Regions from separate parts of the Mus musculus genome. Here all the other regions are linked to region 1. A link is a loop called in an ENCODE intact Hi-C map of the cell type or tissue named here. Cell type or tissue: left cerebral cortex. All regions are shown on one strand. Links, peaks and the distances in the headings refer to the core of each region. The heading gives the core; the rest is flanking DNA.

Region 1 (10,225 bases), core at 1,371-9,370:
GAAAGCCCTGAAATTGCAGGCAGCAAACAGCATTCTAACAAGTGATGCAAATATAAACAAGTAATATTGTGTATTTGTCCAGGGATAAGGGATCAATTTCCCTACAAAAATCTATATTGGAGAAAACATATGCTAGCAGAGAAATATAAATAACAGACAGTAAAGAGCAATTTCAAGTTTTAAGAGAAGCTAAATTATAAAGAAAAGCTGTGCATTTCTTCAGAATGTATAAAAGGCTACACTGAAACAACCTAACGAAATGAGACAAGGTGAACTTATCTAGGTCTAGCGTCTTCTTTTTGGGGGGTGGGGTTGAGATAAGACCTCTATATTATGATGTCCTAGAACTCACTATGAGATCAGAATCTGCTGAGTGCTGAGATTAAAGGCATGAGCCACAGTGCCCTGCAGGCCATAGCTTAAACTGATTCCTAATTCCACATAGAGATGCTGGGTCATATAACAATCTGGCAACAGTAAAGGACTTGTGAATGTATAACACCCCAAAATTAATTCAAAATCAACTGAGTAATGAATCTGAGGTGTTTCTGGCAATCCATGCTTATGTTGCAAGATGCAACTTCACTACAGTCTTGGTTCTAAACACACATGCTATCGTGCTATGCAGTGCTAACACAGTCCAGACTATTATTTTATGAGTTTTAATGTTTTTATTGAATATACAAAGTTTTCTATTCTTCCAGAAACATACACAAACTACAGAAAAGACTTTCATTCCTCATGTATATCAAAGTGGTATATCCTTGACCAATTGTATTGTGTTAAAATGTCTGATTTTAAAAACTGCTGTTTAAGTTGCTGACTTAAATTTCATTTTAAAAATTATTACATAAATCTCATCTTGTGATTAAGATAGAATTGCAACAATTTCTGAAATGGTCCTAAACATCTGTAATTATGTGGAGTCGCCAGCACTGGATGATTCAGTTCTTTAAGAAAAAATAAACTCACCCATCTCATTACTACAGAAATGTGCTTTAATCTTTAATAAATGGTAAAACTGTATATACCAATGAATTGTTTTAAAATAATTTTATTTATGCTCTATTATCAGTACATTTGATTTATATACCCATCTTTTACATTTTGTATGTGACTCATGGGCACATACAATCTTTTGAGAAAAGAGGGTGGCAAATGGGGAAAGTTTATGAAGTACTAGTCTAGGTTTTGAGCAATAAAAACATCTAGGCTAATTTTGTATTACATCATTGCCTAAGTAGGCTATAAAGTCCTCCAGGACATGAACCAGCCTTCTCAGCATCCACGTCAATACTGCTAAATGCATGAACGTGTCCTGCTTTGTTTTAGGTAGAAAAGAATTAATTACTTTACCCAAATAACTGTTAGATATGGTCACTTATAGTTGATGCATAATTATAACAATTCTCCCACTTTGTCCACCATTATTTCCTTCCTAAGCCAATGTCAAAAACCCATTGTATCTTCTACTGTAGACCTATGTAAAGAGAATGTTCAAGTAAACTAAGAAACTGATGGCTAAGTTATGTTATCAAATATCAACTGTTCTTTAAGTGAGTCATGCTACTTTGGTGTAACAGGTGCACAGATTTTGAACCCTGAAAGCCTAAGTGCAAATCCTAATTTCTGCACTTACTAAGAACTTAATCTTCTGCACCTCAGTTTTCATGTCAATATACAGGACAAATACTGGTACTGCGAGGGTTCTGATACTGTGTCTTTTACATCTGCATTATAATCAACTCCCAATAAACAGTAACTATTAAGTTTAATCATAGTTGGCATCCACAGTCTGGAGAGACTTTTGTTTTGGCTTGTTTTGCTTTTTAAAATGTTGTTATCCAATTTCCGCAACAAAAATGTATTTTCACTGTATGCAGGTTGCTAATGCCGAGCCTCAGTATTTTGCTTTCTCCTATTTTAATTGGTTCCTGACAAAGTTTTTTTCAATCTTCCCTCCAGAGGTGACAACCAGTATCACGACCGGCTTTAATATTTTGGGAAACCACACATTTCCCTTCAAACCCCAGCTACACAGAGGTCTGGTTTTAAAACTACCGCTTAGGGAAATGATACACCCAAAGCAACGATCCCCTCGAGAAAAGGAATAATTTGATCAATTCTACAGAACCGTTCCCATTCAAACGTTCCCAAATCTGCAGAGTGAGCAAACGTTCAAGTTTCTACTAGCAAGAAGACAATCTGCAGCCTTCTGGTTACTGGACTCTGAACTCTTCCCAGACTCACGAAGCGAGAACATTCCGCGCATCTTCGCGCCTGCTTCTCACACAAAGCCCCTGGTTGAAGAAAAGTCGCCCTAGGCGGGCGTCGGCACTCACGGCGGTGCGGCCCACCCGGGGTCTCTGCCCACGGCGCCCCTTTCGACCCTCCGGGGAGCCCTCCAAGCGCCCGGCCCCGGAGCGCCTCCACGCCGGTGCCCGCCCACGCCCCAACAGCTTCAGGCCGGGGCGCATTTAGGCAGTGGAATCAGGGGGCCACGGTCCCGGCCGGCCTCGCACCCCTAAGGGCAGCCCCCGACCTCGGCAGGCTCGCCAGCCGCTGCCCCCCGGGAGCCCAAGAGGGCCGGCCTCTGCTCGGTGCTCCGCCACCCGCGCTCGACACCGCCCCCGCCCCGCCTCTCCTCCCCGCCCCGGCTCGCGTGGCGCCTGCCGGGTCAGGAGCGCCCGGCCGGCCGGGCGCCGCCACCTGCGCCCCCGGCCCCGCGCCATGTTTGAGAAAGAGCTGAAGCGAGCCAGAGGCCCGGCCCGGCCCGCGCGCCCCGCAGCCACCCGCCCGCCACTCACCCTTCGCCCCCGGGAGCAGCGTCGCCGCCGCCACCAACACGATGAGGAGCTGCGGACGACGTGGAGCAGCGGCCGCCGCCTCCATGGTCCCGCCGCCACTGTTTGTGGCCCGGCCCGGCCCCGGCCGCAGCTTCTCCTCAGGAAGCCTCGCCCCTCCTCGCCCCACCTCCCCGCCGCCGCCGCGGCCTCGCTCCGGCCCTTTGTAACTGCTCGAGGGGCGTACGCCCATTGGCTGCCCGGCTCCCGCCGACCCCGCCTCCCCCGCCGCCCGCGAGCGCCCTAGCGGGACCTAGCCGAGAGCCCCGCCCGCGGGGCCCTGGGCTACCAATGAGCGGCCGTGGGTTTCTGCCTCTAACCACGCCCCCGCACTGCTGGGCCTCTGACCACGCCCCCTCACCGCTGGGCGCCTTTACTCCAGCCACAGCGGGCAGCTCGCGCTCCCGCGGCGGGTGGGGGCAGGGTCCCAGTCTGCGCGCCCGAGGGAGCCCACGGTCCCGACTGAGCGCAGGGTGTGCCTGTGAGAGTTGCTCAGGGAAAGACTGTGACCGTTGCACGCTCTTTTCTTCTACTCCAACCCCACCCTGACTTCCCCTGCACAGTCCTGCACCCGCAAAACCCAACTCTCGCCACTCGGACCCTCAATATTGTCCGGGGTTCAACTTCCCCCACCCTAGACCCGCGGCTTCCAGCCTCCCCGCAAAGACAGTCCGATTTCTTTCTGCACTCCACGTCCGCCCCAGACCTCGTCGTCCTCTCCCCAAATTCCAGTCTCAAAGTCGGAGCCCAGTTTCGGAATCCCAAGGTGGAGCTCAGACACACCCCCGAGTGGCCTCTGTGTCTCGGCACCGTAAAAAGACCCAGACTAAGGGTCCCCGCCGCCCTCCTTCCCTCCCACCTTTGCTGTCCCCGCGTGGAAGCGGAGAGGCCCACGGGTTTCGAAGGAGGGAGGATTGCCCTACGAAGAAGCATCCCGCCCCGGGGCGAAGCGGGAGCAGTCATAGGTACTTTGAGTTGTCTCCGACACTCCTGTGTAATAATTTCGAGGTGTCACTAAAAACCCAAATAAACTCAGCTCCGCTTTCATTCTGAATTCCTAATTTACTGTGAGACGCTCCACCCACCTTCCCTCTGGGACGCCAAAATGAGCTCCAGATTTGTAATTCTTCCTGTCAGACTAGTCCTTTCTTCAGACACAAACACAGTCACGGAGGCGGCCGCATGGCACCGACAGCATTTTTCCGCAGAACCTTTTAAGGAGAAAATGTTATTTTCTGTGTGATTTGAACTCGGAATTAAATAAAGCTCCGTAGTAGGAATCAGCCGGCCTCTAGTAGCTGTTGGTAAATTGCTTTATAGCCACTTTCCAAGAGTTTGATCCTGCTTATGAAAGCAAACCGTGGGGGCTAAGAGCTGGGGTCTGAGACTGCTCCTCGGCTCCAGCTAGGACACGCTTCAGCAAGTCCTCAACCTGCCAGAACCTGAACAGGCCTGCTCTCTGGGACTCCAGAACCATCAGTTCCTGCCTCCCCTGGCTCCCCTGGCCCCCCTGGCTCAAATGCCCTGAGGTTACAGGGACTAAATTTGACCAGCTTCTAATGAAATCTCTCTGGGAGATATAAAGAGCCTGACACACCTAAAATCTCCAGTGACTGCCCCCGCCTCACCCCCACCCCTAAAGCCTTGTACTTCCTAGGCAAGTACTCTACTCATAAGCTATACCCCCAGCTCTTGTGCTCCTATGTGCACCGTATGCAAGTAGTGCTTGTGGGGTCCAGAAGAGGGCGTCCAATCACTTGGAACTGGAGTGACACCTGGAGTGGAACTGTGAGCCACCTAACAAGGATGCTAAGAACGGAACCACTTCCTCTGCAAGAGCAGCAGTCTCTTAACTATTAACCTATCTCTCCGGCCCCCAGCCCTTGGTTTTTAAAGATGGGGGTCTCACTATGCAAACCAGGCTAGACTGAAACTCGGAATCCTCCTTCCTTAGTCCTCCACCTCCCCTCCCCCAGGCCTGGGGTTGCAGCCACATGCCAAGATGCCCCCCCTATTTTTCTTTTTCTGATCTAGTCTGTGTCTTGCATAAGATCTCAAGAGATTTTTATGCTATGCATGAATAATTAATCTCATAGGAATTTTTTCTCTGGTTATCTTTAATGGGTTGCAAATATTAAAAGCTCCCATCCCACTTATAAATGGGACTGAATCACAAGTCCAGAGTGCCTTAGTGACATAATGTGTCTGGAACAGTGTCTGGGACATAGTAAATATTTAGTTAATACCATTTACTTTGCCCCCTCCCCTTTGCATGATGTTAACCTTGAGTCTAACCCAATGCTTTGCCTTATGAAGCCTGTACTGATCAACATGAGGATTTTTTTCTGTGACACATTTCCTAGTCCAGGACATTTTCCATGGAATGAAGTGTGTTCACTTGGAAACTGAGGAACAAGAAGGAGAAACAGACTATTTTTAAATTATATCTTTCTGATATTAGGGGGAAATTTCCATGAGCTACAGATCTGAAAACAAGCTGTGTTAGAATGAAACAAAACCTGTCCATTTAAATTTGGGACTCTCTACAGTTTTTTGGGTTCAGCTGCTTGGGTCTGGGACCTGGAATGCCTGCTTAAGCTCCTCTGGAGGCAGTCCAAGAATATGCATCGCTAATAAACTACTCAGGAGGTTCTACTGCACAGGGCACCTGACCACTTCAGAAGACATTCACCTGCTTAAATATAGTAAAATGAATGAACCCACCTGTGTTGAAAGGTTGAGCCAAAGGTCGAAGCCTCCAGCCTTAGAGACTTCTGGACCCTCGTGATCCTAACATTCTCTAGATATGGGTCTGGGCTGCCTGATTTCTACTCACTCCCTAGCCTCAACACTCATTCCACCTTCTGTTACCCCTCCCCCCCACACACACACCTCCCGTCCACCCTCCTTGTGGCAAAGTAAGAATTATCTTACCTATACACACAGTTTTGTTGTGAGGCCTAAATGAGTGGTTGCCTGTAGACAGTCAATCACAAAAGTTCATTCCCATCTTAGTCTCCACAAATTCTCGGAAGGCTCATAGGATGCTCACTCTAGTGCCTTGATTTAAAGGGGAAGAGAAAGAGGATCATCTTTCAGCAAGTTGGCTCTGGAGCTCTGTCTGAGAGAAGTACTCTAGCCCCTTGCCCTCTACCCGGTAAACCCTCAGCCTTTACGCTGAGTACATTGCTCTTTTCCCTTTGGGCAATTCTCTTAACGAAGATACTTTCTCCGAAACAGAGAGCCAAAGGTTCTAGTTCTCTCATCTCTATCCATTTCTAGAGTGGCTTGGTAACAGAATCCTAACTCCTTCAGGGAAAGCAATTTACCAGGAGGGGAGGGGGAGGGGTTCAATTTGTTCAGCTCCACACTTGAGTGAGCATGCAGCAGGGTTCAGTCCAGCAAAACGGGAACAGGAATCGCTTTCCTTCCCGGCTAAGTTTGTTCCCCCTGTGATGACTAACCTTGGCTGTCAACTTGAATCTACTAAAACCCAAGCTGCTAGCCACTCCTGCGAGTGCCTTTTTGAGCAGATTATTTGCAATGGGAAGACTCACCCTAAATGGCATTTGTTTTGTTTTGTTTTGTTTTGCTTTGCTTTGCTTTGCTTTGCTTTGCTTTGCTTTGCTTTGCTTTGCTTTGCTTTGCTTTGCTTTGCTTTGCTTTGCTTTGCTTTGCTTTGCTTTGTTTGCCTGCTTGCCCTCACTTTCACCAGCAAGTCCAAGGATCCCATTACTGTAGCCTTCCTTCACCCACTTTAGAAACAGTTTCTCTGGGCATCAGATGCACACTGGAGACCAGCCGTCCTCCAGGCTTTGAACAGCAGACTGAGACTACTGAGATGCCCAGCTTCATGGGGCTGAGAAACTCCTAGAATCTCCGCCTGTCCAGTGTGAGCGAGCAAGTGTTCCACCGCCCAAACTACATCTTGCAAAACATTCTAATAAACCTACATGTATAGTCTATCAGTTCTGTTCCTTTAGAGGACCAGGACTAATACACCATTTAAACAAGGAGCAAACACATCACTCTCACTTTCTTTCTTTCTTTCTGGAACATAATTGCAACCTCTGGAGACACAACAGCCTCTTGTAAGCATAATGGTGATAGCTCATATTAGGTTTAATAATGAAGGAAAATGGGTCTCCAGTAAATGTGGTGATCAACTACATCAACTCTAATGCATATTTCCTATTGCGCAAGAAAAAAACAAGCCTTTGTTTTAAGCCCTAGAATACTTCATTTCTGCCTATTCTGTCCTAGCCTTTCCTCTCTTCTAACCTGCAAATATTATTGATTTATGTCCTGGTTAGATGTTGCCAACTCTTTGTGCTCCTAACTGAATGACAATGTACCTCACGACTTAGTGGCTAGGAATCATAGCTGCATTTATTGTCTAGAGATTGTGGGCAGGCAGAGCCAGCTTCTCTGATCTAGAGCAATGTGAGCTGGCCTCTGCTAAGCTCTGTCATGAGCACGCTGTCAGGACCAAGCAGACCCTTTCGGGGTGGGGTGGGGGGTTTCATCCTCTAGCAGGCTAGCCTGGACTTGCTACGATGGCAATGCAGAGATCTAAGATAATGAGAGAAAATATGTAAGATCACTTCACATATTTTAGGTTTAGAGATAGCACATTGGGTTCACTATTGCCCCTTCCACTGATTTGGGCAAAAACTGAGCAGAGACCAAAGTCAAAGCATAGAGGTGAAATTATCACACACACACACACACACACACACACACACACACACACACACACACACACAATTTATATATAATATATATACAATCCATGCGTGGTTCTTAGCTCCCTTTTCATCCTTAAGGTAAGCCACACAACACAACTAGAATGTTTCTTCCCTGAAGCTGGTCATAGATAGTAACCCCCACTCCCTTTCTATCTTGGAGACACTGGACATAAAGAAACTTGCCCATCCTGTTTGACATAATACCTGAACTTAAGAAAGAGTCCTATTCTGTACTCTCCAGAGATGCAGCAGAATCAGGCTGACAGACTTGCTAAACTTCTCTACCCAGGCTAGGCACTCTAGAACATACCCTCTTGTCCAGTCATTTTTTATATGGTTAGCCATGTTTCAACTATGCCTGTGCAAGGCTGGGATGGGAGACCTCTGGGTAGATTCACACACGGAGGATCCTTGAAGGTGATGCTCTTTCCAAGGCATGGATGCTCTGTGTCCCTCTCCCACAGCGAATCCTAGGCATCTCTTCATCCGAGGGTTTTGTGATATTCTTCACAATCAGCTGCTAAGTCTAGGTGTTTTCTTCAGATGTGAGCGTTTCTAGCAATCTAATTTAGTCAGTTGGCCAGAGGCGTAAGCATAAACAAGCTGGGACTTGAAACTCACCTCAGAAGGATGTGGTTTAAGTCATTTGAAGCCTGAAGGAGATTTTACAAACACTGACCCCAGGCCCACACATTTGAAAATGCAGAGACTCAGAGGCCCCAGATTGAATCCACATAACAGCCTGGGTTTTATTCAGTTTCTAAATTGAGGAATTTCTGGTCAAACTCGAACTGATTTTTATCTTGCCAATTTCTATGTGATGCTACAGTTCTTTCAACCTTAAGTTATTTGCTTTACACACACACACACACACACACACACACACACACACAGAGAGAGAGAGAGAGAGAGAGAGATATGTACATTATATATTTATATTAATACTACCTTGCAAGTCTATATTTATTTGTTTTGTTAAAGAAATTATGTTATTATTCCCCTTCATTTTTAACTATTTTTTGGGAATTTCATGTTTTTCATTTCTACCCCTCTGTCTTTTACCACCAGCTCACCCCCATCTCCTTCTGAAATTCATAACCTACTCTCCATTAATTTTTATTGTCACACACATCAACATTAGTCCATTTATATGTACATATGTTTAGGACCAGCCCCTGGGGATTGAATAGTCTATCATGGAGCGCATCCTGGAAGAAAACAGATTCTCTTTCTCTCAGCAGCTACATGGCTCTTGATCTAAGGGTAGGGCCATAAAAACATTTTCTTATCCATGTTGGGTGTGTGGGTCTTGCTTAGGCAACCATATGGTAGGGATATCATAAGTCATTGTGGGGCCCTGACCCATATGACTCATAAAAGAAGAAGTCAGTTAGAAATGCACGTGCTCAGAGGGAAGGTCAGGAGAGGGGGCTGAAGAGGCTGCAGGGGTTCCGAGTGTGTACCGGACTATTCACACACAGAAACCTCATTTGGTTCCCAGAACCCAACCTCACACAACCACCTGAAACTCCAGCTCCTGCCTCCTTGCCACCTGCACCCACATGGTTACACTCATACACAGTAAACACATGTAAACATGTCACTAAAAATACCAGATACCTCTTTTTTAAGATCAACATTTTGAAAAACAAAATAGGAGAAAATGAGCCAGCACTGACCTTCCCCCCACTCAAAGGTGAAATAGACTCTCTTTTAAAATAGAAGAATCCATAAAATCACACTGCAAAACAATTCTGATCATTTTTTTAAATCTCTGAATATCCGTATTGCATCACCTCCATTCTGCCTAAAATATATATATTTTTGGTCTCCTTGGAGGGAACCATTTGTGGTGCTTCGAATTAGTTGTCAGCCAATAGTCTTAGGCCTTTAAATACTTGGTTCCCAGATGGTGAGACTCCCTGGAAAGGTGTGGCTTTATTAGAGGGTGCGTGGCCTTGGGAGGTGGCTTGACTTGAAGAGCCTCCTACTTTCCCCAGTATGCTCTCTGCCTTCCTCTTGGCTGGGGATGTGAGCTCTCAGCTGCTCCTGCAGCAGGAGCTGCTGCCGTCATAGATTCTAATGCTCTGGAACCGTAAGTCCAAAATGAACCCTTCCTTCTATAAAGTGCTTGGCCATGATGTTTATCACAGCAACAGAAAGTTAACTAACATATCTTCTTGGCTCTCGTTTGGTACAAATGTTTTTCTTTCATTGTCATTGTTAGATTATGTTTTCACTGAAAATAGAATGCCAGGGTGACTGTTTTCATTAAGCAACTGGAATACGGGAGTGGTTCTGCCTTCCCTTTGTTGCTGGTGTGAAATCAGACAACAGTCAAATAGCTTCTCCTTTGTAGGTAACCTGGCTTTCTTTTCTGTCTGGTTTTATTTGTTCATTTGGTTGGTTTTTAATGGACTATTTATTTAGTCATCTATTAAAACAGAGTCTCATGTAGCCCACAGTGGACTCAAATTTACTATATAGCCAAAAGTGAATTTTACATCCTTCTGCTCCTAATTTCCAAGTGCTGGGATTACAGACCTCTGTCGCCACTAAGGGTTTGTACAGCTCTGGGGATCAAATTCGGGACTCTGTGCAAGCTAAGCAAGCGCTCTACCACCCCAACCACAC
Region 2 (10,225 bases), core at 786-8,785, 230 kb after region 1:
AAGGAAGGAAGAAAGAAAGAAAGAAAGAAAGAAAGAAAGAAAGAAAGAAAGGAAGAAAGAGAAGGAAAGAAAAAGAGAGAGAAAGAATACATAAATATTATCTATAATTATATATAAAATAGAACATAATGTTAACCTTAGAAGTAAAACAAAACCTTCCTGAGTAATACGACATTTGTCATGAGAGGAAATTTTATTTCTTGGGAATTTTTAATCAGTCTAAAACAATGGAATCTTCTAGAATGACCTGTAGGAGTACTAGGCAGAGGGTCTCCAGTACTCCAATCTCACTGTACATTCGGTATTTGTGTTCTTATGGATGGAAGAAAACCACTGATTGATCTCTGATCCTAGACAGTCAATCTGAACTTGGCTCCTAGAGGCCATCTTGGGACCTAGCCACAACACAACATGGCAGCTTAGTTCTTCAAAGCCAGCAGCAGGTTCTCAGCAGTGACCTCCAGGAGCTGAGCTTCAGACCCATAAAGCACAGGGACTGATTTCTGCTATTGGTGAGCTGGGAGACAGAGCTCATGTCTCAGAGAATGCAGCAGCAGAACACAGCTTGCTTTCATTCGAGATCCAGAGGAAAGGAAAGCTGAGCACACCCTGCCCTTTGACCCCCAAGAGTGGTGAGGAAGGAGGTGATCGCTGACTTCACCTGCTAACTTCTTGGCTACAATAGGAAAATTCAACGGACACCCGGAACCTAGACTTTCAGCATGGAGGAAATGTTGAGGAGCCTAGCAAAGAATGTTTGTGGTTCCTAAATAGAGGTTGGGTGAAGACAAGAATGCTGGACCTTGAACACAGAAGGGTTGCAGAGTGGAAACTGGAGAATGGCCATTCTCCTCGGAGCAGAGAGTTCTGCAGAATTGACTTGTGAAGTTACAGCGACCTCAGTCCTGGAATAACCCAACATGCCAAGGATGGTCTTATACCCAGCTAAACTACCCCACAAATATGGAAGAAAGGCTTTTTAAAAATTCCCAAATAAGCAAAACAGCCAGATGCAAATGATTCTACTTTTCAGAGAAGTATAACATCCTTGCAATTCAAGCAAACAATATGTGGAACCTCAGAATGTCAAGTACAACTCGGGAACTGGTGTCTACACCAGGAAACTGAAGGACCCTGTGAGTTTATGTGTGTGTGGGCGGGGGGGGGGGGGGGGAGACAGAGAGAGAGAGACAGAGACATCTCCAGAAGACATACTTAAGCCATCATGCAGGTAGGTGATGAATCTGTAGTGGACTCTCATCATTTTATGAGAACCATCATCCTGGTGACCACTCTCCTGTAAGACTCACCCCACTGATCCCCACACCCAGTGTAGAAAGGTGATCTGCTATGAAGACCACCTGTCTCGGTATGGCTTTGCAGAAGAGGCTCAACTCTGAACATACCTGTTCAAAGCTGGCAGGGAAAGTGCTAAGATGCCCTGAATAACAGCAAAGGCTTTAGTCACCTGTGCCCCAACACCACAATTCTTTTCTACTCCTCATTGACTGTTCATGTCCCAGCTCCCTATTCCTCTGGCTGAAAGACCACATCAACTCCATCTTGGGTTCAGGTTCCATCTTAAAGAACTTGAGTTAACCAACAAGCCTGCACCTAGCACTAGTTTCAGGTCTTTCCTAACAACCACGCATCAGGAGGAAAGCAAAAGTTACAGTTGTACCTAAAGATATTTACTTATGAAAGTTTACAGCTTGGCTCCCAGCACCAGCCAATCATTCTAAAGGGCAACAAATTCTGTAATAGCCCCGCAACAAAATGTGTGCCAGGCTGGAATCCCCTTGCTTGTTTGCTTGCCTCAACAAAAGGTTGCTTGAAACTAAGCAAGGGGGTTCACCCTCCTGTCCAGCCGCATCAGTGACTACAATGTGGCCCGCACTCGAGCTTGAATAAAGACCCAGTGCAATTGCATCAGAATCAGCTCCTTGGTGGCCTCTGGAGGTTTGCAAAATGGGCATGACAGTGGCTATTCTTAGTTGTCACCTGATTACATCTGGAAGTAACGAGTGCCTGGGCACACCTGTGAGGGGTTTTTCTTAAATAATTTGAAGCTGGAAGACCCACTTTTTAATCTAGGTCTTTTGAGGTGGGAAGATCCATTCTTAACTTGGGCCACGCCTTCTACTGAGAGTCTACATAAAGGACATGGAAGATGGAAGCTTGCTTTCTCTGCCTGACTGATCTCACTCTCCCTGGCAGGTCTACTCCTTCACTTGGATTAGAGCCCGCTTCTTTGAGATCCCAGTGCATACTGAAATCCAGCGGAGACATCCATTCTCGTGGACTGAACAGCTACTGGGTTCTTGGACCTTCCATTGGTAGACTAGCCAGGGAAGAGTGAGGTAGCCATTGTTGGACTAGCTGGACCATAGTCTGTAAGCCATTCTAATAAATCTACTTTTTCAATTAATCATCTATCTATCTATCTATCTATCCATAGTCACCTTTCAGTTCTGTTCCTCATCCACCCACCCACCCACCCACCTATCTAGCTACACCTATTCACTTATCAATTCTCTATCTATCTATCTATCTATCTATCCATATTAACCTATCAATTCTGTTCCTCATCCATCCACCCACTAACCCACCCATCTATCTATCCATATTCACCTATCAGTTATCTATCTATCTATCTATCTATCTATCTATCTATCTATCTATCTATCCATCCATCCATCCATCCATCCATCCATCCACCTACCTATCTACATAGTCACCTATCAGTTCTGTTTCTCTAGAGAACCCTACCTAATGTCTCATTCCTCCCCGGATCTGTGATGCTTCTTGCCTTTCATGCCATTTCCTTCCCATGGCCCACTTGCTAACACTTCTAACCCTAACCTCTTTCTTTCCAGGTCAGGGATCCCCCAGACGATGGTGGTCATGGTAGATTCTATTAGTCCCGGGGGAGAGAAGAGCCACAGCCACCTGCCAGTGTGAACGAGCCCTGTGAGAGCGACACCTGTTCACAGGTCGGACACTTGAGCCTCAGGCTCTCCTCCAGGACTCAGGAGTCACCCATGCAAATCATACCCTAAACATCTATCATCACACACCCAGGTCCCTGAAGGGCAGGCTAGGACTGATGCTCTTCTGTGAGTCACAGATAGAAAAGCAAAACAGAACCCTAGGATCCAAAGCAAGCTGCCTCAGCCACTCTGCACACCAGCACTGCATCCACACACTAGGGACGGGAACACACAGGCAGGACAGCTGGAGGCACTTCCTCACATCCATGTGGCCTTCTAGACCCTTCACCCATCACTGAAGGGAAAGCCGCCTCAAATATTATAACATCTTCAAAACTAAGAGAATATTGTTTTCCTGGTCTTCCCACACCCTGAGGCTTACTTCTCCTGGTGGAAGAAATCAGTGAAGAGTCCTCAAGCAGAGCCAATTGGCCACCATGCCTCTGAGGCACACAGGCACAGGTGCAGCCGCCCACACGCCGGGTGCAGTCTGGGATGCCGCCGACTGCATGTCTGGCCCACCCAGGCTGTTTTCCTCTGTTTGGGGAGAGGCTCTCTGCTACACCAGGCCCACCTAACCACACTATAGAAGGCAGAGGGAAGCAGAACTGTGGACCCTCCCCTGACCCACAAGTCTCCCCAGACAAGGGGAAGGCCATACCCCGCCTGCCTCAGCATGAGAGCTGAGCTGTGCAGAAGCCACCCCACCCCACCCCACACTGATGAAGGGCTGCCTAGTCCACAGAGAGAAAACATCTGCATTATCCTGTACTGGCTTCTGAATAAACGCCTGCTGACACTCACTGTGCTTTGCACTTTATACGGGCCTATTATGAGAATCTAAAGGGGTGGGATGGCTCAGTGGGTAAAGTGCTTGCCTTCAAAGAGTGGGGACCAGAGGATGGACCCTCAGCATCCACAGAAAAGCCTGACTGACATGGAGGTCTGCAGAGAGTGATCAAGGCAGACACCTTGATTTAAACTCTGACCTCAACACACATGTGCCTCAGATATGTAAACACGCTACATACACATAAAAGAGGGTGGCGGGGGATCTCAAAGATAACATCTCAGAGACCCCCCACACACATGCTAAGCCCTACCTGCTCCCGCCCCCACACCCAGTTTCCTGGTCTCCATCTCGCTCACAGGAACTCCAGTACAGAGCAGGTCAGTCCAGGCAAAGCAGACCTGATTCTGAGGAGCGATACCCTCAGCATACATGTCTGAGAGAAGAGCGAGAGAAATACGCTGATGCTTTTAATCCATCGCACTTGTGTTCTCGCAATTGACGGGGACGAAAATAAGATCTGCAGTCTACCTTCTGACTGATGTCTTCTTGAGACAGGGTCTCATGTAGCCCAGGCTAACCTCAAACTCTCTGCGTATCCAGTGATAACCCTAAACTTCTGATTCTCCTGCTTCCACTTCCCAAGTGCAGGGATTAGGGGTGCGCTGTCAAGCTGATTATTTAAAATGGGGTGCTGCGGATTTAACCCAGGGCTTCATGCGTGCAAGGCGGGCACTCTAGCCAGAGACCCACACCCTCAGTTCACTGGTGGCATTTCTAATTGTTCCTATTAGCTTCACCAAGTTGGTGAGCTCTTGGAGCTGATCTGGAGTCATTCAGACGGTTGAATTATCCAGCAATGTCCACAGCAGCTGCCTCATCACCAACTCTCAATAATCAAATACTATAAGTAATAATATCTATAATCAAATAATATTATAAATAATATTATTAAATAATCAAATGCTATTTAAGGAAAAGCTTAAAAGTTGAGTTTCATGTAGAGCATTACATTTCTTGCTGGAAATACCCTCTTAAGTTTATAGGGCCTTGGCAAACCCTATAGCTTCTTTGAGCTTTCAGATGTGGTTAGCCTGGTTTGGTCAGTAATGAACATTATGATAGAATTTTGGCTGTGGCATCAACGCATAAGCAAAAGCATTCTTTATTGTATGAATCTAGACTATCTCACCCCACTCACACCTGAAGAAATCAACAGTATTTCTAGTGTCCACCTCATCCCCCTGAGAGAACTCTAACTCAACATTTGAGGTATTAACAGTTTGTGTAAAATGTGCTACAAACACCCAGGAAGCTTTGTATGTATCAAAATAAAGTATTTACCTTTTTTGCTAATGAGAATAAAAGGCACCATTGTAAAATGCACATCTTGATAGGAAAATATCCTTTCCAAATACCAAAGGCAACATCTTAGGATTGCCCTCAGAAAGCAGGATGCCAGGAGACATTTTTAAAGTTTTCAAAATCTGTACAAAGCTTATTCACACTCTTGTGACACCCAGCACATTCACGAATGACAACCGTGTACGCTGTCCATCTCATTGGGCACACAGTCCACAGCCGTGGAGGGCTCCTTCCTTGGCAAGGCGATGCACTACGACATGCGCTCCTTGAAGAACCACCTCTGGTTATCTGAGTTGGTACAGTCCCGTAAGTATGGTGCAAAGCCGTTGTCTAACACCTTCTCTGTGGCCTCCACACATTTCCTGCTGTGCTTGTGAACTAAAGTGCCATCCTACAAATGAAAACATTGTTATGTTCAAAATTATTTTAGTGATTGCTCAGAAAAGCCACATTTCCCTTAAGGCAGATTTTGAAGACCCCAAGGAGTGACTTTTAGCATTTCGTAAATGTCAGTAAATGCAAAACAGCGCCACCTGCTGGCTACTGAAGAGGATGGGAGGGAGCCTCTAGCTCCTCACCACTCCCCTCCTTCAGTGAAGTCACAGCCAAGATCCTTTATGGACCTCCCTCATGTCTCTCCATCACCTAACTCCAACCTTATGACTTCCTTCTCCTGAGCCGTTTAACAGCATCACGTGACCTTCTAACTTGGTGGCAGCATATCCAGGTGAGGGACCTGAGTCCACAGGTCACCTGTTCTCAGCCTGGTCACAGTCTCACATCCCAGGTCATGGCAGTCTTTAACGGCCAGCTTGCTTCCTCAATACTTGCTGTGGGCATGGAGAGCCTCTCTTTGCTGTGTATCTTGCCCCTCTCTCTTCTGTAGTGTAAGGAACATAACAAGGGGCCAGCAGCCAAAAGTGACAATGCATAGGCTCCTGGTTCCGAGGGAGAGGCTTTGCAAACTGCTAGATGCTGTTAACCCCCACACTTCCATGGCTCTCCAAGTTTCCCCCTGAGGAAGCTAAAAGTAAGGGACTCACTACAGCATCTCTCTGGCCAGCCTTCTACACAAACCCACGTCTCCAAAGGGATCACTGAACTTTAAGGTAAAATGTTTGTTCGTGTGGGGGCTATGCACGTTCACACACATAGGCGTCTACACATACATGTATGTGTATGCAGAGACCAGAAGATGACAAGGTATCACACCTCCACCTTCTTTACTTGAGACAGGGCCCTTTCTGACTCTAAAGCTCATCATTTTAGCTAGCCAGCCTGTCCTGGGAACCCCTCTGCTTCCTAAGTACTGCCTCCCAGGCGACCTGTCAGGGCGTTACGGGGTGATGAAAGTCTGAACTCCAGTCTTCATGCCTGTGTGCCAAGAGTGTTACCCATTGAGCCATCCCTCCAGCCTTACAGTGGAATTCTTAATGCAGCATGTGACCAATCTTGTTTCTAGATTGTACTATCGTTGGGGGCGGGGGTAGAAGAAAAATGCAAAAGGAAGAGGACAACAGATTGTGGACTGTGTGGATTATTTTTCCTAAACTATTTTATTTTAAGACACATCTTGCTGCCCTGGAACTCACAATCCTCCTGCCTCAGCCTCCTGAGTGTTGGGATTATAGGAGTGTGCTACCATATCCAGATCTTACTTTCTTCTTAAAGTCAAACAGGATAAGACCACAGGGTTAACACCGCAGCTCTTCCAGGGAGCCTGTAAACTCCACTGCTTATTATTCTATTTCTCTACAGGAAAATATATTTCAACTTTGAATGGGATTTTTGGACTGCTCACAAATGGGTCAATCAACAGTATCTGGAAAGCCAGCTCTATCCCAGGCTGCCTCTTTGGTCACATCCCAAGCAGCCACAAGTTCTCTACAGGCCCTCACAGCTTCCACAGGAAGTCCCGGGAATCTCTAAGTCCTTCCCGGAGCAGAGCAAGGCTGCTGTTATCAAGCCTGTTTCAGAGCAAGGTGAAATGATGCTCAGAGAAGAAGGGTGGGTCATGCCTGGGTCTAACCTCATGTTCTGGCACTTGGGTCACTTACGACACTCATATACCCATCTCACCCCCACACATTAGTGTCAACTCTACTTTCTATTACAACCCACAGCAGCTCATACCGTAAAAGACTGAAAAAGAAGAAAGCCTCACTGTTACCAGAAGCCATACACTCACAGTCATTCCCCCAGGGTCAAAGTGAAGTTTCCAGTGTCTGAGACCCACCGGGACCAGGCTAGAGAGTACACCTGGCTTCCGCACAGGCGCACAGACCTGGGCCGATGGCACCGAAAGCTGCATTCACTGACCTCCTGTAGGATGAACTCCTGGTTCTCTGGGACGGTCTCTCGGCAGAGATCCATGACAAGGGTATCCTTCCCGTCCTCCACGGTGATGCAGGCTTCGGGCTGGCGGGTGTTATAGCGTATTTCTTTCCGGGTCGTATACTCGAAAAACTAACAACAGTTTAACAACCAACAGATGTCAGTTTACCTTGTGATGTGGAGGAAGATGCCCTGCACAAGATTATCTAGGGCGGTAGTTTCTCAACCTGCATATCAGACATTCACATCACAGTAGCAAAATCATAGTTATAAAGTAGCAATGATAATAATTTTATGGCTGGAGCTCACCACAACATGAGGAACTGTATCGAAAGGTCACAGCATTAGGAAGGCTGAGAACCACTTCTCTACTGGAAATAAGTGAGGGTGGGTTAGAGCACCACCCCTACCCCACACCACCACTGCCATGACCCTGTATTACGGTTCCAGGTATCTTGAGGTACTAAGTTGACCTCTTATTTAAACCTAGATAAGTCTCTACTCCTGGATTTTTTTCTGCCATGACACATCCAAAGTAACAGACACCGTGAATCCCACATGCTAGGCTAGTGCTCTGCCACTGAGTGATACTCGTGCAGAGGGCTAGTGAGAGGGGTAAAGGCTCTGACGACCTCACCTGAGTCCTGTCCCTGGGATCCACATGGAGGGAAGAGAGAACTGACCCCCACCGTTCTGACTTACACACACACACACACACACACACACACACACAGAGAGAGAGAGAGAGAGAGAGAGAGAGAGTAGGTATATACACACACACACACATACACAGGCAAATAAATAAATATTTTTTAAAAAGTGTTTTAAAAGAAGCTTGCCCCTCCCCATCAAGGCCCACGCCTACCTGGTTCTGACCCATCCCATGGCAGAGGTACAGAAGGACCTGGTGGCCTTCAACATGGTTTTCATTGGGAGGATTGTAGTCAAGGCAGTACCCTCTTAGGCCTCTGTTCTGGAGCTAAACAAGACACAGAGGTAGCACCTCAGTCTAGATTTCCACACACCAAAAGGACTCCACACAAGGAGAGAGAAGAACACAATGAAAGAGGAGCCCTGTCCCTTTGCCCAGCTCTTTCCAGTCACTATAATGTTTTCCTATGCTAACAACAGATGGGAACTTGGCCAAACTTTAAGACAACAAATCTGGCCTAAAAGCTTGCACCTCTAACTGCTCAGTCACAGCCTTCTTGCTGCCCTAGCACAATCTTGGGTGTGGCCTCACTTCCACGGTTAGGAAACACAGAGGAGAGAGGTCTAGCTTACAGACAGTGCCACGAGTGAAACAGTACACACACAACCAGACTGGGGTAAAAGCAGTCATGGCAGAGAAAATGAGGAGGTGTGGCTCAGACTAATGGAGCCTTCCAAAGCAAGCTGCAACAGCCCGACACAGTGTGTGGATCCCCACTAGAATCTGCAACCACCCACAGAGCACCCTGAGAAATGGAGGAGTGTGCGCTGAGTGGCAGAGTGAACAGGAGCGAGGCTTCGTGGTTACGTGGCAGGCTTCGTGGTTACGTGGCAGGCTTCGTGGTTATGTGGCAGGCTTAGTGGTTACGTGGCAGGTTGTGCACACTTGAGAGTACAGAAGGAAATCACAGGACACCAATAGCCAAAAGCACCAAGGCAGGACAGGATAGAGGAAACAAGAGGAAGAGAATCTTGACGACTCTAGAATCACAGACACAGGACTCATTACACTATTCCCTGTGTTTTGGTACATTTGAACACTTTCACCTTGAAAACATAATTTAACACTAAACCCTGGCTTCATAGTTATCCAAAATGGAACAGCAGCATCTCAGATAGGCAACAGTTAGCCCATAGGGAGATGGTTCAGCTCCTAGCAAAATCAAGACTCTCGCCTTGTTTGGCCTCTTTTTTTTTTCCCTCTACATATTCTGGATGACTGGAAGGGAATCTTCTGCCTCTGCTATTGCTTGTGTTGTTTCTAAGGGCCACAAATCACTAACTGGCCAGGCCAAGTAATCTGAAAATACTGGCAAAAACTAAGACACAGAAACCCCACATATGCATGCCCATTCCCCACAATTAACTGACTGGCAAGATGCTCAATGGGTGCAAGCATGTCCACACAGGTCTAATGACCGGAGCTTGGTCCCCGGGTCCCACAGAGTGACAGAAGAGAAGCCACTCCTGAGAACTGTTCTCCGATCTCCACATGCAGCAAGACATCCCAGTTAATTAAACAACAAACAGTAGCTCACCCCTGACAATTTCCAGGTGCCTTCCAGTCCTGACCTTGCGGACCCAGGGCCCAGATGCCCAAGGGGAGAGGAAAGGACGGTACATACATGATCAGACCAGAGGGGTGAAAATGGGGGAGGTCTGGGGTGCTCACAAATGGGGAATTCCTCCCCAGGACTGTGGTTCAGACACAAGGCAAACATCCATTCCACCATGACCCACCACTTACCATCCCAAAGAAGCCAGGCCTGTCCTCTGGCACGTGCAATTCTGGGTACACTGTATCTAAGAACCACTTGAAGTCTTTACACTGGAGCTTAGCCCGAAGCTTCTTCCTCTCTGTCACGTCCCCAAAGGGTTCCTGAGAAAACAACAGAATGCTGAGTCCCTACAGGCTGCCTATCCACACCTGTTCTCGATGAAATTACTAGCTAATGTACAATCCACACTCTTACTGAGCTGGGTGCTGGGCACAGAATATTCAAATTGTCCCCTGTCCTCCATATGTGCACCACTG
Region 3 (10,225 bases), core at 1,206-9,205, 210 kb after region 1:
AGGCAGAGTCAAACAGGAAGGAAACAGACCCAAAGACACAAATTTAGGGGGTGTCTGTGCTGTTAAACTAATTGCCACCCCACAGACGCACTTGAGAGGATCTCAACCATCTATTATTCAAGCAAGACATTTATGTTCTTTGTCATTAATATCTCTCCATCTCCCTCCCATCCTTAATCAGCTGGGACAGTCACCTGGGCCCACTTCAACCCCATCAGAGCTGGTTTGCAAGAGAAAGCTCCGACAGAGAAGGTCTCTATGCCCCTCTTCAGAGTCAGAGCCCAGGGAGAGTGCTCAAAGCCGCAAGCCTGTCACCCAAGAATGAGTGCTGAATGTTTCCCCTCACTGCCAGATCCAAGAGGCAGAGAGCAGAACAGGCTGCGGAGCTGTTGTCTGTTAGGTTCAGAGCCTCCATCTTACAAGATTACTATGAGTTCTGGAGATGAGAGGCATGCTCAGATGCTTAGCGCTGCCCAACTGTCCAATTCGAGGTGATCAAGAACGGACTGAGGAGGGAGCTTAGTCAGGGATGCTGGCTCTGCAAGCTCAAGGATCTGAGTATTATCTCCAGAACCTATGTAAGGGAAAACACAACAACAACAACAACAACAACAGCAACAACAGCAAACAACAACAGCCGACACTGGCATGTGCTTGTATCCCAGGGCTGAGGAGACAGCGAGGAGCAGACCCCCTGGGCTCACTGGCCATCCAGCCTAGCCTATTTCATGGGCTCCAGGCCAGCAAGAGACTATCACATAGAATGCAGATGACTCCTGAAGAACAATACCTGAGGTTGTCTCTGGCCTCCATACAGTACACTTGTGCACCGCACCAGCACCCATGAACACGCACATACAGAGAAACAGTGGAGAGGGCAGACCCTTCATGTATTGCCCCATGTTAGTAAAAATAACTGTTACAGTCAGTACTAAGGAGCCTCAATTCAGGGCTTTAATCTGGTGCCCTGGAAATCCCCCGTGGATGGAGTCTACACACACACACACACACACACACACACACACACACACACACACACACACGCCTTCTCCATCAGTTTCGCAAGGATAGCTGTGCCCTGTCATCTGGGCTGATCTGAGGTTTACCCCGAAGCTTTAAATATTCAAAGGCATCTTTGTTTCCCTGCAGAGCCATTCTCATTCATTCTGTGGTTACATAAGCCATAGCTTTGGTTCTGATATATAAGGAAAAACCCACTACCCATTTTATTCATTTTGAATAAACTAAAAATAATGAAATGCGATGCTTTCCATTTCCGGCAGTCAGTGCAGTCTTCAGGAAGAACAAAGGAAAGAAAAAAACAAAACCGTGAAAGATGGAAAAAGAGCCCTGGGCTGGACACACAGGAGCCTGAGATCCAGTGTGACTGCTTAGTCGGCCGTGTGACCTTGGGTGAGTCCCTCCCTTGTGGAGCCTCAGGCACCTCATCCAGTGAAAGAGAGAAGTGTGTTTGAGCCCCTCCAGCCCTGACATCCTACTTTCCAGCGAACAGCGAGACAAGGGACTGACAGTCTTATAAATGAATTGGTTTTTATTATTCAGAAACATTTCCAAATTTTGATGCGATCCTGCTTAGACAGAAGCAGCTACTGTCATCTCTCCTCTCAGATGCCTTCAGAAACACCACTAGACGCACAGGCGCCACCTCCCCGCACTCCAGTCCACTCCCCTGCAGCAGCATGGTCTCTTCCCCATATCCAGGCCTTTGAAATTGCTCTGTCAAGGTCACCATAACTTCCCAAGACAGAGAACAGCACATACCTCCATCTTTCTCTCTCTTGGCCTCTCAAACAGCTCCCCCATGGAGCATGCTCTTTTTGGAGATGCTATTCTGGCCCTCGGGGTGTCCGGAGGGACATAGGGGAAGTGCCTTGAGTGTCGCCAACAGTGCTGGCCAGAGCCTCTGTGTGCCACACATGCCTCGTGGTGACTCCTCTTCCTGTTGTGATCCTTTTGCTACCAAATTCTATATTCCCAGGTGAGACATCCATTTAAATACTCAACAAGTATTTGTTGAGAGCCAACAAATTCCCAAGCTTGGTACCCGACAGTAGGAACATGACCAGGGTCAGCACAGCCTCTGCACTCCTCCCATTTATAGCTCATTGCCAAAGTCGGATGTCCGTGAAATGGGGGAGTACAAGTCACAGATACAAACCAAGGAGCCAGGAACTGTGAGAGGTGAGATGGGGACAGACATCCACTCATGGAGCAGCAGGATGCTGATGTTCATAGATGCCTGGCTATGAAAGTGGGAGGAGCCAGCAGAGGAGCCAGAGACCTGCCTCTAGGCAGAACTGCAGGATGGAGGACCTCTCCAAAAGGGCACCTGGTAACCTAACACTGTCCTTTCTCTGGATGGAGAACCTGGGCAATCAAGTCTGGAAGACCCTGCCTATACTAACACCCACATCAGCCCCTCGCTCCTGGGGTAGAGGATGGAGCATGTGTGTGGGGGCTGGGGGGCTGGGGGGCTGGCAGACACACTAAGAGGTCACACCAGTCAGTCAGCAGCCATGCTTTAGAAGTATTCTGTGACCTTCCACAGACACAGCCAGGGTCTGCTCAGGGTCATGTCACAGAGAGTAATAATTCACTTGTGCTAACTTAGCTCTTAAGTGACTAACTCTATTTTGTCATGGGGAAGAAAATGAGACCATTTTCTTCAGGTGTCCCTGTCATCTTCACCAGGCCTGCTCTCTCATCCTCACGTAAGGGCATGGTGGCCAGCAAGGCCAAAGACCCGTCAAGGGCCACGCAGCCACCAAGGGGCCCCCAGGAGGACTTGTCTATGTGATTTCAATGTTCACACCACCTCTCGCCCCTGCACCACCTCAGAGACCCACTGGGGACTGTATGTCAGCAGGTGCAGAGAGGCTCAGAGACAGGGAGGGCCCTAGGACAGAAACCTGCCCCCTATATCAGCTCTATGCTGTCCCCTGAGTCACAGAAGAAAAACTGACCCCCGAGCGAATGAGTTGGCGGTACAGCTGCAAACTAAATAATGAGAGTGGGCTGAGGCCAGCGTCTCAGGACTGTGTGAAGAAAGCAGCTCCCTGGCAGGGGCAGCTGAGAGACTAAAGCACTTGCTGACCACACCCTCCCAGAGGAACAGGAGAGAGCTGGTCAGGATCCCATGGGAACAAGCCTTTGCTAGCCCCCTCCCCCACCCGCCACTCATCTCCCTCCTGGGGAAGCCCCTCTAAACATCTGTATCCTGCCAGGAGCTGGCACGGGGACTCTGCTGTCACCCAGGGTCATTCAGCAGAAGCCCACTAATCCTGGGACTGTCACCTCTGACCTCACAGAGACCCTCCCTCTCTGACCCTGGAAATCTGGAGTGAGTTTGGGGGGGAATTTAGACGGATGTTGCTCTTGCCAGTTTCCTGTGGAAATTAAGTGAAGCCAGGCGGGGAATCACTCGGAAGAGAAGCAAGAGACTTGAGGACAGCAGGGAACATGAAGGCGGGAGGTGTTTGTTTGCAAAGCTTTACTGGGTCCATCTCAGGGGAAGAAGACCCCTGGCAGGGCTTGTCAAGTAAAGCAAGTCCCTGTCCAGCCAATCTTCATCCCTCAGCCCCACCCTGGACTCTCCCAGCGCCCATGGCTCTGAGCCCACAGATCGCCACACTCTCTGGCTCTTGCAGGCTTCTGAGCCCAACACAAGCTGCTTCCTCTGCCTAGAAGAGCCTTCCTTGAATCTGTGTTTGGAAAACCTCTACTCAACTCTCATTGTGTCTCCCTATCCTTGATAGGGATTTAATCACCTCTATATCCACCATGCCAGAAGCTGGGGGGTTGGGGGAGGGGATAGGAGGAAAGATCTGGGTTGGACATCATCCCAATGCCATGTATACATATATGAAGCTGTCAAAGAATAAATACACGACATCTGAAAAGATAAAAGGAGAAATGAAGTCAATTAACTGGAAGAAGGGAAGGGAGGAAACAGAAGGGAAAGAGGAGGTCTAGTGTGAATGCGAGCTCACAGATACTGCCCGTGGCTGTTGATGTACCAGTCTCTCTAAGTACAAGCCTGCAGATTGAGCTGCTACGGGGTTGAGCTGAGCAACACATACGATTCCACTGGGAACACCTGGAAGCCATACTGAATTAGGAGAGGCTGCTCCGAGTCAGAGGCCACAGGCTCCTTCTGGCGTGTTGCTCTGCCATCTAGCATCTAGGGTTATGCCCTGTGCCCCAGTGTGTCAACCATATGACTGTGTCTAAGATTCCAGCCACAGACAGGCACAGGGCAAGGCAGGGAATATTGTTCCCCTCACGGATACAACTGGAACTTGGGATCAGATGGCTTTGACTTGCTCCCTGGCCATGGCTACTAGACAAAATGCTGCCAGCTTGCCTCCCTCCCCTCTTTCCTGTCTTCCTCCCCACACCTTGATGACAAGGTATCAGCCCCCTCTGTAGCTAAGGGGTCCCAGAACCCAGGGCTGAGCTGGTTCATAAGATTTGTGACATAAATAAATGTGCATGTGTCTCCTCTTCCTCAGGATAGACGTGTATAGGCAGACAGTGAAAGAGACCAAGGCCTTGTGTGCACATCCTGGACATAGTTGTACTTGAAGCTACTGACTAGGTCTAAGTATGGAAATAGTTGAAGATTTAGCCTGTTCCTTGTAGGTATGAACTTGAATTTGAGAGACTTCCTCTTGTACAAGAATAAAGCCACCCATGGGATTGTCAACTGCCTCTCAGGCTTGTGGTTCTTGAAGCTGATTGCACTTCTCACTGGGTAATACCTTGACTGCTCATCGTGATCACCAGCTAGAACATGCAGGTCACAAGAGGGCCCAATGGGATCCTGGGAAATGGGGCTCCAGAATAAAGGAAGGATGACCACAAAAAAGATGGGGAAGAAACCCTGGGCAACAGGGTCTCTGTGTCTGTCAGCTGTGAGGTCATAGAGCAAGGGGGTGTGGGAACACGAGGAAAAAAAGTTTTCAAGGACTCCAGCAAATGAAAGGCCCGTGACCTTGGCAGGAAGGTCCAGCTTGGGGTTGGGGACAGAAGCCAAACCACACAGTGTGATCAAATCCCAGCTTTGTGCAGCTCACTGAGGGAGGAGTGGGACACACATGCTCAAGGAAGGGTGATGCAATGCAGAAATAGCTCCATAGCCAGCTGTGGCCGTGCTCCCTTGCAAATCCACTCCTCCCCACCCCTGGGTGAACTTTCAGCTCATCTGGCACAAGGCATGGTCCTGACACAGATGTGCCTCCCTCAATAGTTCCTACCCACGATTCAGAAGCTTACTGTACGTTAGGGCCTATCCACTGGCCTTTCCTGGTAACCCAATACCATCCTAATCTGACAAGAACCAGACCATGCCTTCCTCCAGTCCCCTCTTTTGACTATGCAGTGACCCAATGTCATGCATATGACCATGCCTATACTCCAGCCACAGACAAGTAGAGGGCATGGGAGGGAATGCCTCTCTCCTCAAGGAAACAATGGAAACTTGAGGTCAGATGGCCTTGACTTGCTTCTCAGCCATGGCTCCTAGACAAGACGCTGCCTAAGTGTGCCACCTCGCCTGGAATTACCATCTGGAATCATAATTGTCATGGCTCATAGGATGGGATCAATGTCCACACTTGTGTTCCCACAGGGCAGAGCCCACTGCTCTGGTGCATTTAAGAGTGTCAACAGCTGTGGTGAGCTCCTAGAAGACTGTAGGGACCTCTCCTGGGTCCTGCCAGGCCCTTTCGTTCCTCAGAATTGGCCTCAGATGCTCAGGAAGGAAGCAGAAGGCCGAGTGGCCCATGGTGCTCCCCCACCCTGCTTGCTGCAGGGCCTTCCCTGAGGACAGCTGCTTCCTTTCACTCTTTTTAGAACCAGAAGACACGATTATGACCAAATTTAGCAAACAACCAAAAAAATGAAAATCCAACCCATATTTTAAAGTGCGCTTCTGCAACTCCACCCTCCGGAAGGGAAGTCTCCTCCGAGCCATGTGGGTGTGGATGGAGAGCTGAAGAGGCAGAGCCATGCTGTGTCACCATTCTGAGGGCAGTGGACATGGGCGGGGTCTCCTCACCAACGACAGACAACTGGCAAGAGCAGGGCCAGACTGGGGTCTGGGGGGGTCCATAGCCAAGAGAAGCCATCTCTTGGCTATAGCGGGGGAGAAGAGATGCTTCTACACTCCAGATGTCAGACTCGGTAGAATGGCCCTCTTTAGACGGGCTCTACTCTTAGTACATTGTTCTACTGTGCTTGCTGAGGAGCACAGGAAACCCAGGCACCAGTGCAGACTGCCTTACACTATCATAGCAGCCAAGTATTAGGGGCTGCACATGACAGGCACACTGGACAGGGGGATTGAAAACTATTATTTCCAGGAATTCTAAATGAGCCCAGCTATGTCTGAGAGATTTTCAGAAGCGGGGAGAGGTGCCTGGGAGCCAGAATGAGTGAGGCAGGTACACCAAGCATAGGTGCCAAGGCTTGCCCTGCAAAGTACAGCATCTGAGAGCCAGGCCTGACGAGGCTGTCCTGAGAGACGCTGTTTCCTCTGGCTAAATTAAGAGACAAAGCGACCAGATTAGACAAGGCTATAATCTCATTAGACTCAGTATCCCTCAGCCCAGATGGGAACCAATCTCTCCTCAGCTAGAAAAACACGACAGGGCCAGCAAGATGGCTCTGTACATAAAAAGTGCAAGCTTGATGTCATGGCTTCCATCCTCAAGACCTCGGGGAGAAGAAGAGAACTTACTCCTCCAAGTTGTCCTCTGGCCTGTATACATCCCCCAACTCTCAAATGAAATGACGAAAGCATGCATCTATAATGTACAAACACTTCCGTTGTGAGGTTGTCATGAAAATTCAATGTATGAAAGTCAGTCATCATGGTGTCTCATACACGCAGTACACACAGTAAATGGTGTTCATCATTGTTAGAAACTTTGGCATGTATGACAAAGTTGACAGCCGGGTGTAGTGACACACACCTATAATCACAGCCCTCAGAAGAATCAGGAATTTGTGGTCAGCTGGGGTTACATGAGACCCTCTCTCAAAAAAAAGGCAAGCAGAAAGCAAGCTAGCTAGCAAGAGGCAAATACGATCAAAGCTTAGTCGAGGCATTTCTCCCAGGAGTTGGAAGGTGCAAGATGAGTTTGTGCATGTAAGCCCAGGGGCCTAATTCTGCATCCCGTGAGGATGGACTGTGTTTACTGGGCATAAGGCTTTTCTTTTGGTTTGTTTGTTTGCTTTGTTTTGGTTTTTTTTTGAGACAGGGTCTTTCTACATAGTCCTCACTCTCCTAGAACTCACTATGTAGACCAGGCTGGCCTTGAATTCACAGAAATCTACTTGCCTCTGCCTCTGGAGTGCTGGCATCATTCAGATGGTCAGCCACGCAAAGGAAGCTGTGGTCAAGGAAAGACTGTTAGGGTCTCTGATCCAGCCTCAGCACACTTGGGCACGTGGACCTGAAAGTCTTCAATCCCCACCACAGAGATGCTTGCACATCCATGTCTACTGCAGCACCATTGACTGTTGGCAAAATATGAAACCAATCTAGATTGCCAGCCACAGATAAATGTCTAAAGAGATTGTGGTACATATAGAGGATGGCTTTTTACTCAGCTGTGAAGAAGACTGGTGTTTTCATCTGCAGGAAAATGCAAGAACTGAAGATCATCAGGTCAAACACAAAATCAACCAGAGTCGGAAAGACAAATGTTTCTCTCATGTAGAATCTAGATTATGTACTCTATCTATCTATCTATCTATCTATCTATCTATCTACCTACCTACCTACCTACCTATCTACCATTTATCCATCATCTATGCATCAGTTATTATCTATCATCTATTATCTATTTATATATAATCTGTCTATTATCTATCTATAATCTATGTATGTATGTATACTATTATCTATCATCTATCTATAATCTATGTATATATATGTATCTTCCTACTATCTATAATCTACCTATCTATCTATCCATCTATCATTCTATATATCTATGAATATCACATAAAAATAGAAAGGCACTACTTGGGGGCAAGAAAAAGACCAGTGGGGCATGAAAGAGAATAAGGGTACGTTTTTAGTTAAGACATATTCTCTCTCCCCACTACCCCCTCTCTCTTCTGCATTTGAAATGCTCACACACACATGTGCGAGTGTGCGCGCGCACGCACACACACACACACACACACACACACACACACACTAAGTGGAATGGCTTTAGCTTGGTGGCTCCTTCAACAATGCAACAAAAACAAAATGAAGCAGAAAATGAAAGTGAACAGAAGGCTAGAGGGAATGCTCCAGTGGTGCTGTCTCTGGACACAGAGTGAGTGGCTTCTTGATAATATGTTTTTGTAGTTTCTAAATTTTTGACAATGAGCTTACGTTTTTTGCTCTTATTATTTTTTACTTTGTTATTTAAAAAAATTGGAAGTAAATAAAAACACGCACTAAAATTAAGCAAATCAAAGATTATGCAACTTAATGAAATTATGAAATGTTAGAATTGGCTTATTTTTTTGTAATCATATGAAGGGAATAAAGTGTTAAACACAGCGGCACACACCTCAGGAAGCCAGCCTTGTATGAGACTGTGGGTGTGGGTTTAGTTCTGAAGCTCCCAAGCCAAAATCTATTCCTATCAGAGATTCAGAGCAAGCAGGTGTCCTTATCCCTGCCAAGCCTGCTCCCTGTGTCCTTGCAAGAGAGAACAGACACCCTGAACAGGAACCCAGGAGGACAGTTCTAGGGTGTGAGGCCCAAGGATGGGGTCACGGAGGTCCTAGGAGCTCAGGTGGCACGGTGGAGATGGGAGTGTTTCACTCAGCTCTAGGGTCAGTCAGGCTTCAGGTCAACAGCAGTGTGGCTCTTTACACTAGGACTAGTCTCCCCATCTGCAATGGCTGGTGTTTATCACCAACATGACTCAGTCTACCCCACCCAGGAACTAGGCCTCTACAGGACCTTGCCTCTGGGGGATGATCTTAAGTTCCCTGATGTAGGCACCCATCTTAAGTGTGGGTGGAGTCACTCCCTGGGCAGGGCAATCTGGGTTGTATAAAATGAAGGAAGACAGCTGAGGACCGATAAACACCCACCTTTGCAGTGACAATTTTGGCATTTTGGTTGGTTCCTTTGAAAGACACAGAAATGTTATAGGAACCTGTTTTCATCGTAATCCCAGGTGTGAGAGATGAGGCTGTTGCTTCAGGTGGTCCACGGCAGCTGACTATGCTGTGCCTCCTGCTCTAGCAGGGGCGTGATTTTTCCCAGCAGCAGATCGTTTCTGCGACTGTGTGACATTTGGAATTCTGGGGACTTTTCAGAGGGTATATAAGAGCCAGGGTCTTATTGTTGGTTGGATACTGCTGGTTATTGGTGGCCGAGGTTTAAGTAGTTATGCACAAAGAAGAAAGAATAAACTAAGGTATCCTGACGATAAAGATCAAACTTGCCCCAAGGAACTCAACAGGAAGCAGTCTAATGGCAATGTTGTCCCCTCTCCCCTGTATCCTTTTTTCTTTCCTATCTAGTCTTGGGGTTGAAAGGGTGGAAACAAAGGGGTGGGGCAGGGTGGAAGAAAGAAGAACCCACAAAGTAGCCAAAGACTGGCTACACGCCCCTCTCTGTTTCTTGACTGTGCCTGCTGCTTAGGCTCTTCTCCCTTGACTTCCCCACCACAACAGACCTCATAGGGCTGTGCACTAAAACAAACCCTTTCTCCCTCAAGTTGTTTTTTTTTTTTTCAGAGTATGGATAACACAGCAACAGGATAGACCCAAAGGCACCATCAGAAGGTGGCAGAATCAAGCCTGCTCTACTTTGAATCAAAGACAGTATTGAGCTAGGACAGACCCTGGGCCAGCAACAGGAAATGAGAGTTCTGGCGCTGTGTGACACTGGTCTGGTACTTTCCCTCTCTGGGCCTCTGGTTTTCCATCTGTAGTTGGTGGAGTTGGACAGAGTACGTTCTCACTGGCTTTCCAGCTTGAAGACAACAGTGGTGTGACAGCACAGAGCCCTGGCCACCCTGTCTTCATGGCCTGATAGACTGAGGATGCCTTTGGGCCCTATTGTTCTAGCCCTGCCTTTAATGAGGCCACATCTGGAGTGTATCTCCGCTGAGCCCTGTTGTGTGCAGCTCCTCACAGCTGGGTCCCCATAAATCAATTTGTTCTATGGACAAGTTCCCAGAAC

What was found. Hi-C counts contacts between places; a loop is a spot of excess contacts. Peaks named below come from ENCODE experiments on the same cell type or tissue, not always from the same donor. Only the 100,000 strongest peaks of a DNase experiment are listed, where the experiment ranks them.
Region 2: it touches region 1 in a loop (2.0-fold over the local background); 6 of 42 quality-filtered maps call a loop at or near these places.
Region 3: it touches region 1 in a loop (1.9-fold over the local background); 6 of 42 quality-filtered maps call a loop at or near these places.

What each region holds. Positions count from the first base shown.
Region 1 is chr4:47,345,979-47,356,203 of GRCm38, reverse strand. It overlaps Tgfbr1 (transforming growth factor, beta receptor I), which reads right to left and starts at 2,982. Exons shown (of 9, transcript NM_009370.3): 1 at 2,808-2,982. The coding sequence starts at 2,892. It overlaps Gm32435 (a long non-coding RNA gene), which reads left to right. Exons shown (of 3, transcript XR_390551.4): 3 at 1,966-3,890. It overlaps Gm42282 (a long non-coding RNA gene), which reads left to right and starts at 9,609. Exons shown (of 3, transcript XR_881255.1): 1 at 9,609-9,686. In left cerebral cortex, for the core only: a CTCF peak has its summit at 4,584 (motif pointing right); DNase peaks (open chromatin) are centred at 2,676, 3,119, 3,955, 4,597 and 1 more place; H3K4me3 peaks cover 2,655 bases; H3K27ac peaks cover 1,522 bases.
Region 2 is chr4:47,117,748-47,127,972 of GRCm38, reverse strand. It overlaps Galnt12 (polypeptide N-acetylgalactosaminyltransferase 12), which reads right to left. Exons shown (of 10, transcript NM_172693.4): 7 at 9,938-10,069; 8 at 8,345-8,458; 9 at 7,465-7,611; 10 at 4,930-5,536. The coding sequence ends at 5,396. Among named protein-coding and RNA genes, the nearest start is that of Gm52731, 11 kb to the right of the region's middle. In left cerebral cortex, for the core only: a CTCF peak has its summit at 5,673 (motif pointing left); DNase peaks (open chromatin) are centred at 3,444 and 5,659.
Region 3 is chr4:47,132,573-47,142,797 of GRCm38, reverse strand. No RefSeq gene overlaps it. Among named protein-coding and RNA genes, the nearest start is that of Gm52731, 26 kb to the right of the region's middle. In left cerebral cortex, for the core only: no CTCF peak of the experiment used is centred there; a DNase peak (open chromatin) is centred at 5,903; H3K27ac peaks cover 506 bases.